2 separate regions of the Homo sapiens genome follow, and region 1 is linked to region 2. Evidence: chromatin loops called from intact Hi-C (ENCODE). Cell type or tissue: CD4-positive, alpha-beta T cell. All regions are shown on one strand.

Region 1 (8,000 bases), 200 kb after region 2:
CTACCTTTTAAATGCCAATTAATGGATTAACGTCTTTGGCTTAAAAAACAAAACCCTCTCTATTCATGTCAGCGTGACAACATCATAGAGTTAGCTAAACGTCCTCTTCCCTTAAGGTGCTTTATATGTTATGACCATAGCTGTATTGGTCAGGACTGGCCAGTTAATGCTTGGTAACAAAGAACCTCAACATCTCCACAGCTCATGGAATACTATACAGCCACAAAAAGGAATTGAGATCACGTCCTTTGCAAGAACATGGATGGAGCTGTAGGCCATTATCCTTAGCAAACTAATGCAGGAACAGAAAACCAAATACTGCATATTCTCACTTACAAGTGGGAGCTAAATGATGAGAACACACGGACACAAAGAGGGGAACAACAGACATTGGGGGCCTGCTTGATGGTGGAGAGTGGGAGGAAGGAGAGGATCAGAAAACGTATCTACTGGCTACTAGGCCTAGTAAGTGGGTGATGAAATAATCTGTACAACAAACCCCCATGACATGAGTTTACCTGTATAACAAACCTGCACATGTACCCCTGAACCTAAAATAAAAGTTTTTTTAAAAAAGATCTCCGTGGCTCAGAGGCCGGGCGCGGTGGCTCATGCCTGTAATCCCAACGCTTTGGGAGGCTGAGGCGGACGGATCATGAGGTAAGGAGATCTAGACCATCCTGGCTAACATGATGAAACCCCATCTCTACTAAAAAATACAAAAAAATTAGCCGGGCCTGGTGGCGAGCGCCTGTAGCCCCAGCTACTCGGGAGGCTGAGGCAGGAGAATGGCGTGAACCCGGGAGGCGGAGCTTGCAGTGAGCCGAGATAGCGCCACTGCACTCCAGCCTGGGCGACAGAGCCAGACTCCGTCTCAAAAAAAAAAAAAAAAAAAAAACAAAAAAAAAAACAACTCCATGGCTCAATATTGCCAAAGTTTACTTCTACTTGTTGTTGTTGCTGTTTTTTTTTGCCAGTTTGAGACGAGGTCTCCCCGTCACCCAGGCTGAAGTTCAGTGACACAGTCACAGCTCACTGCAGCCTTGACCCCCTGGGCTCAAATGATCCTCCTGCCTCAGCTTCCCTGAGTAGCTGGGACCACGGGCATGCAGCACCACGTCCGACTAATTTTTGTATTTTTTGTAGAGATGGTGTTTTGCCATGTTGCCCAGGCTGGTCTTGAACTCCTGGACTCAAGCAATCTGCTCACCTCAGCCTCCCAAATTCCTGGGGATTACAGGCGTGAGCCACTGCACCCAGCCTACTTCTTGCTTCTGCAAGTCAATGGCAGCACCCTGGTCCTTTTGGCACTCTGGGACCTGTACTATCAGAGCAGTCACCATCTCCGAATGTGCTGGCCACCACCAGCAAGCAAAACCACTGGGGATTTAGTTCATTGATAAATCTATAAAAGTTATATCTGAATATCTGTTGCCATTGAAAGAGGTTACAGGGCTGGGCACGGTGGCTCATGCCTGTAATCCCAGCACTTTGGGAGGCCGAGGCGGGTGGATCACGAGGACAGGAGTTCAAGACCAGCCTGGCCAAGATGGTGAAACCCTGTCTCTATTAAAAAAACAAAAATTAGCCAGACGTGGTAGCAGGTGCCTGGAATCACAGGTACTCGGGAGGCTGAGGCAGAGAATTGCTTGAACCCAGGAGGTAGAGGTTGCAGTGAGTCAAGATTGCGCCACTGCACTCCAGTCTGAGTAACAGAGCAAGACTACGTCTCAAAAAGAAAGAAAGAAAGAAAGAAAGAAAGAAAAAGAAAGAAAGAAAGAAAGAAAGAGGTTACACATATTGTTAGTGGAAAAAAGCAACCGATAAGAAACATGTACCATAAGATCTCATTTTAGTACCATATGTATCGTATAATAAGCTCCCACTGGAAGGTCAGCTCCGCAAGGACAGGGGATGGTTTGTCTGTTTTATTCATGCTCTATCCCTGGGGACTGGCACATGGCAGGCATTCAATACATACTCGTTGACTGCAGAAATAAAATGTTTGTATGGGAAGAAAGGTTTGTATATGAAATGTATATATGCAAATATATTCAACAGTGGTTAACTGTGGGTGTCAGGTTTGTGGTTATTTTCTGGTGGACCTGAATTTTTCTCATTCTGCAAGGAAGACAAATTGCTTTTGTATTGGGAAAAAGAAGGCTTATCAGTCATAATGATAGCTAGGTTGCTACCATCCCACCCATCTCACGTCTGGAGGGAAAACAGTCCTCTGAGGTACCATCACCACACTTTCCTCCCCTTTCCAGTATTTCCAAGGTCAAAGCCACCCTCCCCCATTTCCAGAAAGATCTTGGGGCATCAGGCAAATCCAAAGCAGCACATCTTCTTTAGACAGCTGGGGACCCTGGGTTTTAATCTAGTCTTATCCGCTGTACCAGCACTATTTCCACTCACTTATCAAAGCAGAATATTTAGAAATGCTGCATATCATTTGGTTGCATCCTAAGTTATGGAGCATAGAGCTTAAAAGCTGGAAAGGAGAATTAAAACTGGAGCTCCTAAAAGACTGCAAATTTATTTCTGAGTCTCGAGATGGAGGATACGACAGCTGTGCTATTCATCACTCCAGCGATGGGTTAAGAATATTTAAAATTCACAGTCAGTAGCCCAGCCTCTCCGATTCCCAGAAACTGGTGTGCTTTCACGCCTGCCCAGCCCTGTAATGGGCTCTTCTGAGACATGGAATATTCCTGATTGTGATCTAAGGAAGGAACTTGCTCCAAGAAAACCCTGCGTTCAACATTTGGACCTTATAAAATAGCCACATTAAAGAGTGGTTACTGAATCTACCATTGGATTCTCCATTTCACACAGAGATTCCAAATCGGATGGGGTGTTTAAAAAATTAATAGGAAAACTGGCAATAGCTACTGAAGCTGAACACACAGATAGCCTATGACCCAACAATTCAGCTCCTGAGAATGTAACTCACAAAAGCGCCCACGTATATTCATCAGAAAGGAACGAAACAGAATTTGTAACAGCACTCTTTGTCGTAGCCCCAAACTCAAATGCCCCCAACAGGAGAAGAGTAAATAAATCGTGGTATATTCACACCGTGGAACACTACAACTAAGCAGCAGTGAGAATCATCAAACACACAACAGGATAAACACATCTCACAAAGCGTGGAGGGGAAGAAATCTGACACAGAAGACGATGCACCGTAAGATTCCATTTATTATGTTCAAATGGCATAAAACCTATCCCCGGCGTTAGAAATCAGGACAGTAGCTGTCCTGGGGCGGTGTGAAAACAGAAACTAGGCTTGAGGGGGAGTTTCCAGGGTTTTGGAAACATTCTGCTTCTTCATCTAGGTGTGATGATTTTATTAGTTTCCTTATCAAATCACCACAAACTTGGTGGCTTCACACAACAGAGTTTACTGGCTCACAGTTCTGGATGCCAGAAAAAAGAAATCAAGGTGTCAGCAGGGCCAGGCTCCCTCCAAAGGCACGAGGGGACCACCCGTTTGTTGCCTCTTTTGGTTTCTGGTGGCTCAGCTGTTCCTTGCAGCTCCAGTGCTCTAATCCCTGCCTCCTGCTTCATATGTTTCCTTCCTGTGTGTCTGTGTCTTCTCCTCTTCTGTCTCTTGTAAGGACACTTGTCATTGGATTTAGGGTCCACTTAGGTAATCCAGAATGATCTCATCTCAAGATCCTTGATTGAATTATGTCTGCAAAGGTCTCCTTCCAAATAAGATCATATTCACAGGCTCTGGGGGATATTTAAGGGGCCACCCTTCAACTTGCTACAGTTACTTGGGTGTCAGATTTTACCCAGGGATGCATGCATGAACTTTTCTGACTGTATGTCTTATATCCATAAGGATTTTTTTTAAGGAGTTAGTTTACAACTTCTCAGAAATATACTTGTTATTCACCATAAGGCATCTTGCACATCTTTTTTTTTTTAAAAAAAAAAGAAAAAAAAAGGAAGACCGCTCGTGATTGCTGGCATTTCACTGGCACAATGCCAGCACAGTTTTTGGCTTCTCCCAACACCCCACCTCATTTCTGATCTTACTAAAATGTGCAGAAACCTCACAGCAACTTACACTTTTGGGGTTTTTGGTTTTTGGTTTTGTCGTTGTTTTGAGGCAGGGTCTCACTCTGTCACCCAGGCTGGAGGCAGTAGTGTGATCACAGCTCACCGCAGCCTTGAATTCCTGGGCTCAGGCCATCTTCCCACCTCAACCTCCCAAGTAGCTAGGACTACAGGCATGCCATGCCCAGGTAATTTTATCTTTTTGCAGAAACGGAGTCTTACTATGTTGCTGGAGCTGGTCTTAGACTCCTGGCCTCAAGTGACCCTCCCACCTGGGCGTATGTTTTTATTATCTGATTTCCCACCACTAACCAAAGTGGTGAGATCCTTTAACAAATTACAAGCCAGAGACCATCAGCGTGCGTGTGCTCTGTGCCACATCAGCTCAGAAAACCAGGCTATAATTTTAGACAGATGTTCATGAACTTGGGGATTCCTGGTGGGCAGACTTGATGCCTCCAACCCTGGACAGCAGGGAAGCAGCAGTGCCCTGCACCCAGATGACCCAGAAAGCATTTCTTAATGAACGGCCCGGCATTGTGACTCATGCTGGCTCCCACATCTGGCAGATCTGGGTTACATCACGCACGGTCCTCAGTGTCCTGCGGGTTCCTGGGAACGCGCTGCCCAGAGTCAAGTGCACCAGCTGCAGTGGCCGGCTGCGTTCACACGCCTCTCTGCGTCATCCTGATGGCCACACACTATGGGGCTGGCTCCGGCTCCGGGCTCCAGAGGCTGAGCCGACTGTGAGGAGGTCACCTCCCTCTCACTTTCCCATGGGCTTAAGAAGAAGTCACCATGGAAGTAAACCCTGGTGCCCAGGGCAGGACTGCATTCTTTGTTTCTCTACACTAATAGACCCTGGCATCACAATTCCACTGTATTAGCTGTGCTAATCTAGAGAGGAAAACAAAACAAAACAAAACCTCAGCCATTCACATTCCTTGAATAGAATCAGAGGAGGAGAGAAGTAAGTATAAAGTTTGAAAGAATCCCGAGAAGAAATGTTGATATAAACAGCTCTTGGCATCAGGTGGATGGTGTCAGGGAAGTTACTATTTTCGTGGGGACAGAGGCGCTGACGTTCAGCTCCATTGGACCCAGAGTCCTGTGCTATGTTCTCTCGTGACTGACAAAGCCCCCAACTCATTTCTCCCTGGGGACGACATTCCTGCTTTCTTATTCATTACGGATCCTTTGAGATTTTTATTTCGTATCCTTTTATTTACTGATCAGAGCTGCCCTGAAGGCTTCTTCTGGGACACCAGAAACTCCCAGCAGTCCCCTGCCTGCGGGGAGGCTCTTCATCCCAAAGCTCATTATTGTTAGAACAGGATGGGTTCACACCCGGGGGCTCTCTCTCCAAGCCTCCTCACTCCCCATCAATTCCACCTGTTCATTCAGAGTCGTGGTATGTCAGAGCTAGAGGGGACATTTTTAAAAAAATCATTAATTTCATTCTTTTATCTGGTTTGCCAATCTATGCCCTAATTTTAAAGCCAAGATTTAAAAAAAAACAAAACAAAAAACAAAAAACCAACAACAACAAACTGAGATCCTGCCAAGTTAAATAATTCATTATCCCTGGTTAGATAATAACACACACACACACACAAGTATGACCCAGGTCTCCTCATTCTTAGCTCCAAAGTTACATAATGCATCCTCATTCCTCATTCTTAGCTCCAAAGTTACATAATGCATCCTCGTTAATTAAAACACACACACACACACACACACACACACACACACACACACACACACACAGAAAAGCCTGTTTCCAAATCTTTAAACCTTGGGCTGAGATGTACAAATCTGAAGATATGCTCCAAAGAAATAACCTGGCTGGGTGTGGTGGCTCACGCCTGCAATCCCAGCATTTTGGGAGACCGAGGGGGATGGATCACTTGAGGTTCGAGACCAGCCTGGCCAACATGGTGAAACCCCGTCTCTACTAAAAATACAAAAATTAGCCGGGCGTGGTGGTGCACACCTGTAATACCAGCTACTCGGGAGGCTAAGGTGGGAGGATTGCTAGAACCTGGCAGGAAGAGGTTTCAGTGAGCCAAGATCCTATCACTGCACTCTAGCCTGGGACAGAGCGAGACTCCATCTCAAATTAAAAAAGAAAAAGAAAAAAGAAATAACCAAAAAGACAACAGACAGCATGAAAGGGATTGAGAAAAGGTTCGGGTTCAGTAATTCACTTGGGTGCTACAGAACCCTGGCTGCATATTAGACTCGCCTGGAAGCTTTCAAAAGTCCCCATGCTGAGGCCAGGACTCAAACCAATGAAATCAGAATCTCTAGAGGCGGGATCAGAGGCGGGGTCTGGACATCAATAAGCCACAAGGTGAATCCCGTGAGCAGCTAACATGAAACATCATTGATTTACCAGACTTGAGGCCACCATAACTGTATAGTGACCACAATCTTTGTCATCCAAGGAAGAAAAGGAGAAGGAAGGAGTCATTTATAGCCCATGATCTTTAGTTCATTCTGAGATCCTCTCTGTGCTTTTGGGGGTTCATCAGATGTAGGGTCAAACTGAGAAGGTCTACACTGGTGATCTCACCCTGGAACAGGGCCACTCTTCCATACCACATCTGTGAGGACAGAGGCCTATGGGCTGTACCTGGAGGCAAAAGGAGACGGAGCAAACAATCCAGCCCAGTAAGTACTCCTAGGGTGGCTCTCCCAAGTTCTCAAGATACTTTTCTTTTTTAAAAAAGGAGTCTGTTACCGTATGACCCATCAATTCCAATTCTGGGAAAGTACCCCAAAGAACAGAAAGCAGAGGCTCAAACAGGTATTTGTATAACTGTGTTCATGGCAGTACTATTCACAATAGTCAAAAGGTGGAAACAACCCATGTCCATCCACGGAGGGATGGATGGATGAACAAAACATGGTATATCCGTACAATGGAATATTATTCACTCCTGAAAAGGAAGGAAATTCTGATACACACTACCACACAGATGCACCTTGAGGATATTACGCTAAGAGAAATAAGCCAGATAGATACACAAGGACAAATACAGTGTGATTCTACTTATGTGAGTACCTAGAGTAGTCAAACTCAGGGACAGAAAGTGGCTCTGAAATTCAGAGACGGGCGGCTGCCAGGGGCTGCCAGGAGGGGAACAGGCAGTTACCACTGAACAGGCACAGAGTTTCAAGATGCAGAGTTCTGCAGATGGATAGTGGTGATACTGGTACAACGATAGGAATGCACTTAATAACACAGAACTGTACATTTAAAAATGGTTAAGATGGTAAATTTTGTTACATGTCTTATCTCCATTTGGAAAAGTGAACAAAAAAAGAGCCCACATGTGGCCCTTCCTTCGTTCGCTCAGGCATTGATGAAGGTGACTGAGGACAGAATTTCAAAGGTTAATGTGTCATCTGTAAAACACAGCACACACCAGGCCCCTGGACTCTGTTCTGCAGGATTGACTGACTCCAAGAGTTACAGAGCCTTGTAACTCCCCCGGGGCACAGGGAGGGCCGTCTGGCAGGCCTCTGGGTTCACATTATATAACAACCGGGCTGCCAGCTTCCAAGCAACACGAGGTGAATTCCGAAGCGCTCCACGCCTAGGATGAGCCAAGTGTTGATTAATTCCCAAATAACTTTATCGTGGGGACTTTTTCTGATTCCCAAATGCAGTGATGCCGCTTATTTGTCAGTTGAGAAATCTGTATTTTTCTGCGATGGGTTGACTCAATGTATTTTTAAAGAGGGACTTACCTTTCATCTTTTCTTTCCTTTTTGCTTAGTATTCTAGGGGCAAAGAAAAACTTCAGCAAGGAGAAAATCCCGCCAGCAACAGCTCTTTTGAGCTGCTCGGTAATCCAAACCTTTCAAGTAAGCTTTCTCCTTTACTGACACCTCTGTGACAGACAGAAAAGAAAAAATCGTAG
Region 2 (8,000 bases):
ATATTTGTATTTCAAGTAAGGAGCAAGAGAATGACAGTCTTTTCTAAGGTCTGGTGGTAGGCAATCTGTTCCAGGGAATTCTGGATGTTACTAAGAGTAAAACAAGGAAGGGGATGGGAGACAGTTCTCTTTTTTATAGTTCATGCACCAGACATTCTGACCATGTTAAAGCCCAGTTAGCTTACTCTACCCTTGTACTTCTTTGAGTGGGCAGATAGTAAATGAATTCTATTCAATTAATTGCAAATTCTGAGAATCTTAATTGATGATGGAAGCTGACAAGTCAAGGTTTGTTGGTACCTGTAGAGAAAAAAGATGTTGCCTCACCTGGGCCTCTTGGTTCCTAAACTGAACCATTCCAAAATCAGTTATGGTCACATTCATCCATGCAATTCTTAAGGATTTCTGAGGCCACAAGGGCACAAAAGGGGAAAGTTATTAAAAGACAGAAACAAGTAGAATCTTTATTAAATTCTGTGGAAGGTATAAATGAGTTATTATTAATTGCACTTGGAGCCTCTATAGCTTGATGATTAAAATTTTCAAAAGTTTAGAGTTAATTAGGCTCCAAATCCTGAGTCAGACTAACCACAAAATAGGAATCTCAGTAACTATTGGTATTCAAGTATTAGTAATTAGCAGTTCAAAATTTAACAGCTAAGTATGTTATGCCTGAGAGTATTTTGGAGAATTTTAGATTTGATGAGAGGAAACTGACTTCACTATTTTCTACCGTACCTTGTAACAAAAGTGGTGCAAAGTTTTCATTCATTTATCCTTGAAGTCCATGCCAAACCTCATCAAATGCCCAATAACAAGGCTTCCTCTCTGGCATACAGCTATGTGGTTACAGAAGATTCCTTCTGTCCTTTGCAAGTCTTACATCTTACATCTAATATGATGCTGTGTAGCATACTTAGGGAATCATATTCTATGTGAAGTTACTGAGTCACATGCACACTGAAAGGTCGAAGGAACATGTTTGAGTGACAAAGCAGTCTTTTTCTCTATCAGAAGATTCTTAAAAAAAAACAACAACAACAAATGAAAATATAAAACCCCATGAGATATTTATATAAAGTTACTCAGATTTGGGCCGACATGGCTTATCTGAAGAGTGCATGCCGGGTAAATTCAGGGTGGCTTTTTTCTCAGGGTCTGGAAGTGTGAGAGTTTCTGGGGCAGACTTTTTCCGGGGCCGATCTTTGGGAACGGACAGAAATTCGGGTGCGTCTGTGGAGAGAGGGGTGGATGGAGCACTAGAAGGCGCACTGCGGACGGAAGAAGGCAGCAGGGGGATGCTGGAGATAGAAATTGCAGGTGGGAAAATGCCGATTTTCTTGTTGGTGGCTTCCTGAGTGGCTCGTTCAAATTCTCGGACTTCATCCATTGTCATGTCTTCAAGGAGAAAAACAGAAAGAAAAACGAGCAGTTATTTATAAGAGAGGCAAATAGATTCATCACTACCCTTGTTTTTACAGGAACTATGGGAACCCTATCATAAAGGGGCCTCTCCCGATTATACACCCAAAGTATCATTGAAATACCAAACCCCCAATTTTTTCTATTGGAAGCTACACCCTGAAAACAATATCCCTTTATGATTATCCATTTAAGATTTTCCAAAGCACTCTTCACAGTGAGTATTTTAAGTATTCTCAATAAGGACTTAACAGTAGAATACAGAACTAGACGGGGGAAATATGTGCCTGTGTGTGTGTATGTGTGTGCACCCGTGTGCATCTGTGTTGTTGTGGGTCTGGTGTGGGGTATTTGGAGCTATAATTAACTGGTCATATTTTTCATAAAGAGAAGGTAATTAAAACAATCAATGGCCCTGAAATGACACATATTATTGTCATTATTGTCAACTTTAGATCATGAAAGTATACCTTTATAGGGTAAACAGGTAAATCATCAGGATTTTTCAACATACTATCTTCTTTTTTTTTTTTCTTTCTGAGACGGGATCTCACTGCATCACCCAGGCTGGAGTGCAGTGGTGCGATCATGACTCACGGCAGTCTCGACCTCCTGGGCTCAAGTGATCCTCCTGCATTAGGGCCCCGTGAGGCTGAAACCACAGGTGCATGCCATAATGCCTGGTTTAATTTTTTTGTATTTTCTGTAGAGACAGGGTCTCGCTATGTTGCCTAGGCTGGTCTTGAATTCCTCACCTCAAGTGATCCGCCTGCCTAAGCCTCCCAAAGTGTTGGGATTACAGGCGTGAGCCACTGTACTCAGGCCAACATGCTATCTTCTTAATCAATACATATACTTTTTTATTCTGAGGGGCCACAAAGATGCTGTTGTTTCTGGTTTCCTGACTGTGTGTCGATCCTAAGAAGGTTCAGAGATTGTGTTTTAATAAATTCAGTTTCAAAAACACGTAAATCAACAATTTCACCACACCCTGCTAATCATTCCAAAGCCAAGAAAATAAAACCATTTCTTGAGGAAACTTAAAAAGAATAGAGAATGAAAGGAGAGGATCATTTAATAGTGAGGATTCTATTTAAAAGAAAAAAAAGCATGACTTGGAATTCAACAAATAAGACAGTGATACCACTGTTAATAATCATTGTTGGATAATGTAGGTTTTCCAAATACCTGAAATGTTCTTATTTAAGTGAGAAAGTAAAAACAGTATTTAAAAAATGTAAATCTTTCCCTAATGTGTTTAATGTATTATACATACTTCCTACATTTGAGACATAATATGTTGAAGATATATCACTGTGCAAAAATACAGTTCCTTAGTTCCTTCTCAGGGTCTATTTGCTCTTTATGGCTTGATATCTCTTCTCTCATGCTCAGAAACTCTATTATTACTGTTATTATTTATTTATTTATTTATTTATTTATTTGAGATAGAGTCTTGCTCTGTTGCACAGGCCGGAGTGCAATGGCGTGATCTTGGCTCACTGCAACCTCCACCTCCTGGGTTCAAGTAATTCTCCTGCCTCAGCCTCCTGAATAGCTGGGACTACAGGCACGTGCCACCATGCCCTGCTAATTTTTGTACTTTTAGCAGAGACAGGGTTTCACCATGTTGGCCAGGCTGGTCTCGAACTCCTAACCTCGTGATCCACCTGCCTCAGACTCCCAAAGTGCTGGGATTACAGACCTGAGCCACCGTGCCCAGCCTTATTACTGTTATTATTAATTATTGTTACCCTGGCTATCCCTGGTATCCTTTGCCATTTTTACTTGCTGGGAACAGGGAAAAGAGGAACCTGGGCTTATTAAAGACTGAGTCAAGGCCCAAGGCTTATCCTGGAGCAAAATGCAAAATTTAGTGCCCGCGGATTTTCTGTATCTGTTTTGGCCCCCCAGAGACCCATTTTTCATTGTTTCTTGTCCACTGCCATGTACTTAGCAGTTGAAACTTCATTAGATAATATTGGAGGGAATAACCAGCAGGAAACAATATAGCCACTTTGGAAATACTGAGTATGTAATGAATATTCATAACACAGTATTAATCCTTAGGACTTTTCTTTTTCTTTTTTTTTTTTTTTGAGACAGAGTTTTGCTCTTGTCTCCCAGGCTGGAGTGCAACGGCGAGATCTCGGCTCACTGCAACTTCCGCCTCCGGGGTTCAAGCGATTCTCCTGCCTCAGCCTCCCGAGTAGCTGGGATTACAGGCGTCTGCCACCACGCCCGGCTAATTTTTGTGTTATTAGTAGAGATGGGGTTTCACCATGTTGGCCAGGCTGGTCTCGAACTCCTGACCTCAGGTCATCCGTCCACCTCAGCCTCCCAAAGTGCTGGGATTATAGGCATGAGCCACCGTGCCCAGCTTAATCTTTAGGTTTTATAACATCTGAGCAAACCAGAAGTATTTTTCACAAAATGAAATCCTTAAGAGGATTTCCTGGGAACAATTATTAAAATTTTCTGAAAGGGAAAGTTTTTACAAAGGATATAAGTCATTATGACTATGTGGATAAGATATAAAATTCAGCATATATCAAGAAAAATTGTACCTATAAACTTACCAATTTTTAAAAACATGGAAGACTATTAAATGAGCTAAGAAGTGAGATTAAGGTTATATAAAAAGAGGCATTTATTTCACAATAAAGTTGAGACTGAGAAAAATTTTAGTGTATCAGGGTATGTTATGTTTTTGCTATGATAAATGGATATTATCTTTGAAAAAGCAGACTTTCTTAATCAAGTGGCTGAATACATTGTTCTACTCCACATAGCCAGCAGGGGGCAGAAATAATCTAAAGCACAGAATTTTGATTTTCCACTCCCAGAGGCTCTTAGAAGTTCCCGTCCTTGAAGGCTTTGAACCTGCTCAATTGAAAAGACTTATTTCCTCACTGCTGTGTTCATGGATGTTAATTTTGCCTAATTTCAATCTAATTTGTCCCTGCTTGGGTTGATGATCTAAAATTCATTTAGCACCCATGCAGTTTTTATTTGTGACAAAGAGCCACCTCCTGATTTTCACTGCTTTTCATTATGATACAGGAGAAAGACTAAGGAAAAATAAATGTGCTCCAATTTCACGGAATTCCAAAGGATAATGGAAATGTCATAAGCATTCAAAATAACCACTTTGTGTAACTTCTCCGGTGGCAGGCATCTTTCACCCTGAAGTCACGGGAACAACGCTGAGGGGCAGCCAGAGATTATGTGGGCTTTTCCATGGGAAGAACCACTCTACGTTATCACCTTCTACATAGTAAGTGGACTTTATTTTTTATTTTACTTTATTTATTTATTTTACTTTATTTATTTATTTATTTATTTGAGATGGAGTTGCACTCTTGTTGCCCAGGCTGGAGTGCAGTGGCACAATCTCTGCTCACTGCAACCTCCATCTCCTGGGTTCAAACGATTCTCCTGCCTCAGCCTCCCGAGTAGCTGGGATTACAGGCATGCGCCACCACGCCCAGCTAATTTTGTATTTTTAGTAGAGACGGGGTTTCTTCATGTTGGTCAGGCTGGTCTTGAACTCCCGACCTCAGGTGATACGCCCGCCTTGGCATCCCAAAGTGCTGGGATTACAGGCGTGAGCCACCGCACCCAGCCATGGACTTTAATTATAAAGTAATAATCACAGTAAAACTGAAAGAAAGCCAAGCCAAGGGGCTTATAAGCTGTGAGAAAATCACTGAGCTTAGCATCTTTTAGCCATCTGGTGTCTCCTCTTTACCTGTGGCTTCTTCCTTTGTTTGCCTGGTCATATTTATAGTGAATGGCTTTCAGAGTGGCTGAGGGGGAACTGGGGCCCAACATTTCTAAAAGAAAAGGTAATTGAAAGTGATAGAAATTCAAGGAGAGTTTCCTTAAAGAGCACTTCTAGGGGGAAGTCCTACTGGAATTGGTCTGTGCATAGAGAGGAAACGCCTCTTGCTCCAACAGTTTCCTGCAAATCAGATCACTGCATGCAAAATGGGAGAAGAGTTAGGGCCCTTGCAACCTCAAGGGCAATCACATGCAACCAGTTGCAGCACATGAGACTTGCAGGGCACATTCCAAAGACATGCTCCAAAAATTTAACTAAAAATTTCCAAAGTGCAATCAGAAGGTCTTCACAATTCTAAAGGATCCATTTATGACAACAGCCACATCTAAATTTCCTAGAACTACAGCATTGATTTTTTTTTTTTTGAGACAGAATTTTGCTCTTGTTGCCCAGGCTGGAGTGCAATGGCGCGATCTTGGCTCACTGCAACCTCTGCCTCCCAGGTTCAAGCAATTCTCCTGCCTTAGCCTCCTGAGTAGCTAGGATTACAGGCATGCGCCACCACACCCAGCTAATTTTGTATTTTAAGTAGAGACGAGGTTTCTCCATGTTGGTCAGGCTTGTCTCGAACCCCCGACCTCAGGTGATCCACCTGCCTCGGCCTCCCAAAGTGCTGGGCTTACAGGCATGAGCCACCGCGCCCAGCTGATTTTTTTTTTTTTTTTTAACACCTACTATGTATTATTCTGGAGACTGGGCTAATGGACATGAGGACTCAAGGCGGAACCCAAAGAGATCACAGCTCTGGCTGAAGATGCAAAGAAATGATTTGGTGATTACACTTTTCTTTGTTATCTCTAGCTACCCTTCATTAGCATGAATGATTGAGAGATTACGATACTTAAAATGCTGGCATACAATATACAGTCAGCTCTCAATTTCCAGTGTGCAACGAAATAACTGAGGCTCTCTAAGGCTTACCCTAAGTCCCAGGGATCTGCTAGGCAGCTCAGCACATCCCCAGCTCACACCCCTTCACTGCTCAGCCTGTGTGTCTGCACAGACTGCAGCCCATCTTGAGATTATCCTAAGTAAAAAGGAACTGATTGGGTAAAACAGCTATAAAGAGCCACAGAAAGCTTTTCAAAGCAAATGTAAAGAAACCTAAAATAGCTGATGAGCCAGAAGCCCTCCCTTGAATGAATAAGTGAGTGTTAGCTATGTTTTTAAAAGTTACTGACATGTTATTCTAGTTTACATATGACATCGATTTTCACTCCTCTGCTCTTTTATGGTGCAGGCCGTTTTACTAGTCCCACAAAAGTGTTTCCACTCTCCATGTTCTTGGTTTTATGACCGAAATAACCTCCACGTCAAGCAACTTTAAGGGATCGAAATGTCTGGAAGAGAGAGGTGACACTGCCCAATTTAGATCCAGCTCAGGTTCTGCAGCAACAGGGTCTGGGTGACGACATGTTTCTATGGAAGGTTGCGAACCGGGCATCTGCAGTATTTCCCAGATCAGTTTACATGTGCATTTGTGAAAGGGTGGGCAACATGTTTTAAAAATTCTACGTACACTTGTTTGGGCATGACTCTCTATGTCATCCACAGGGGAGGAATGCTGATTGCAAACTTTTATGTTGGTTTGTTCATGCATGTTTTTCTCGTATTCCCGAACATCATCCATTGTCATATCTGAAAGAGGTCAAGATGTTGGCAACTTCCGTTATTAGATGCAAACTTTCAATGGGGACACTTTAGGGAAAGATGGTAGCTGAGCAGTAGCCAAGGAGGTTTAAAAAAGCAGAGACTTGTCTAACTTTATGATGAGTAAGTCATAAAGTTAGCTAAACCAACCAAAGGGGGAGTGAGGGCAAGGAAGTTAAGTCAAAATAGTCTTAGAACAGAGAAGAGTGGAAATTATTTAGGGGTGATTCTTGTAAAGTGAGCTAGGTTTGGGTAGAAAGTATTAGCATGTGGGCAGTACCATAGCCTGAGATCTCCTAAAGCATCATTAGAAGATCCCATTGGGGACAGAGGGTCAGTTTTGCTTGGTTTAATACTTACCTTCCACATAGCTTTCAAAATAGATTTAGAGGTTGTTTAAATCAATGCATTCAACAACAGAAAGGACACTTTCATTGCTGTTATAGGAGGCAGGATGTAGAAGGCAGAGCAATGATATTCACTGGTACAATTGAGATTTGGTGCAACTTGCACACAGATGTAAATTTGCACAGAATGCATGGCGTCAGAGAGTGCAGGTCTATACTGAACCTCAAGTCTTGGCTAACAGCTTGAAGATGGCTGGCACTACTTCCACCCACACTGATCTAAAAATAAAATGGCACATGACATGATTTTTGGCCCAAGTCTGCAGTTTTTCAGTATTTCAGGATAATGATCTCTTAATCTAGTGGTTCTCAACGGGGGACAATTTTGTGACATTTTTGGTTGTTAGAACTAGGGAAGGGGTGCTACTGGCATCTAGTGTGCAGATTCCAGGGACACTATGGAGCATCCTACAATGCACAGGACCCCCAGCCCCCAACAAAAAATTATCTGGTCCAAAATGTCAATAGTACCAAAGTTGAGAAACCCTGTCTTAATCCAACTGATAAAAATGTTCAGGCCAGGCATGGTGGCTCATGCCTGTAATCCCAGCACTTTGGGAGGCCAAGGCGGGTGGATCAATTGAGGTCAGGAGTTCAAGACCAGCCTGGACAACATGGTGAAACACCGTCTCTACTAAAAATACAAAAATTAGCTGGGCATGGTGGAGGGCGCCTGT

What was found. Peaks named below come from ENCODE experiments on the same cell type or tissue, not always from the same donor. Only the 100,000 strongest peaks of a DNase experiment are listed, where the experiment ranks them.
Region 1: a loop joins it to region 2, with 3 times the contacts of the local background. A loop is called at or near these places in 9 of 110 quality-filtered maps.

What each region holds. Positions count from the first base shown.
Region 1 is chr17:67,487,951-67,495,950 of GRCh38, reverse strand. All of the region lies in intron 1 of PITPNC1 (phosphatidylinositol transfer protein cytoplasmic 1), which reads right to left. Among named protein-coding and RNA genes, the nearest start is that of MIR548D2, 20 kb to the right of the region's middle. RefSeq lists an enhancer at 6,439-6,678. In CD4-positive, alpha-beta T cell, no CTCF peak of the experiment used is centred here; a DNase peak (open chromatin) is centred at 4,644.
Region 2 is chr17:67,685,970-67,693,969 of GRCh38, reverse strand. PITPNC1 (phosphatidylinositol transfer protein cytoplasmic 1) reads right to left here. Exons shown (of 9, transcript NM_012417.4): 9 at 1-1,398. The coding sequence ends at 1,082. LOC101928045 (a long non-coding RNA gene) reads left to right here. Exons shown (of 4, transcript NR_188294.1): 3 at 4,597-4,699. Among named protein-coding and RNA genes, the nearest start is that of NOL11, 28 kb to the left of the region's middle. In CD4-positive, alpha-beta T cell, CTCF peaks have their summits at 4,021 and 4,221 (motif pointing right); a DNase peak (open chromatin) is centred at 4,239.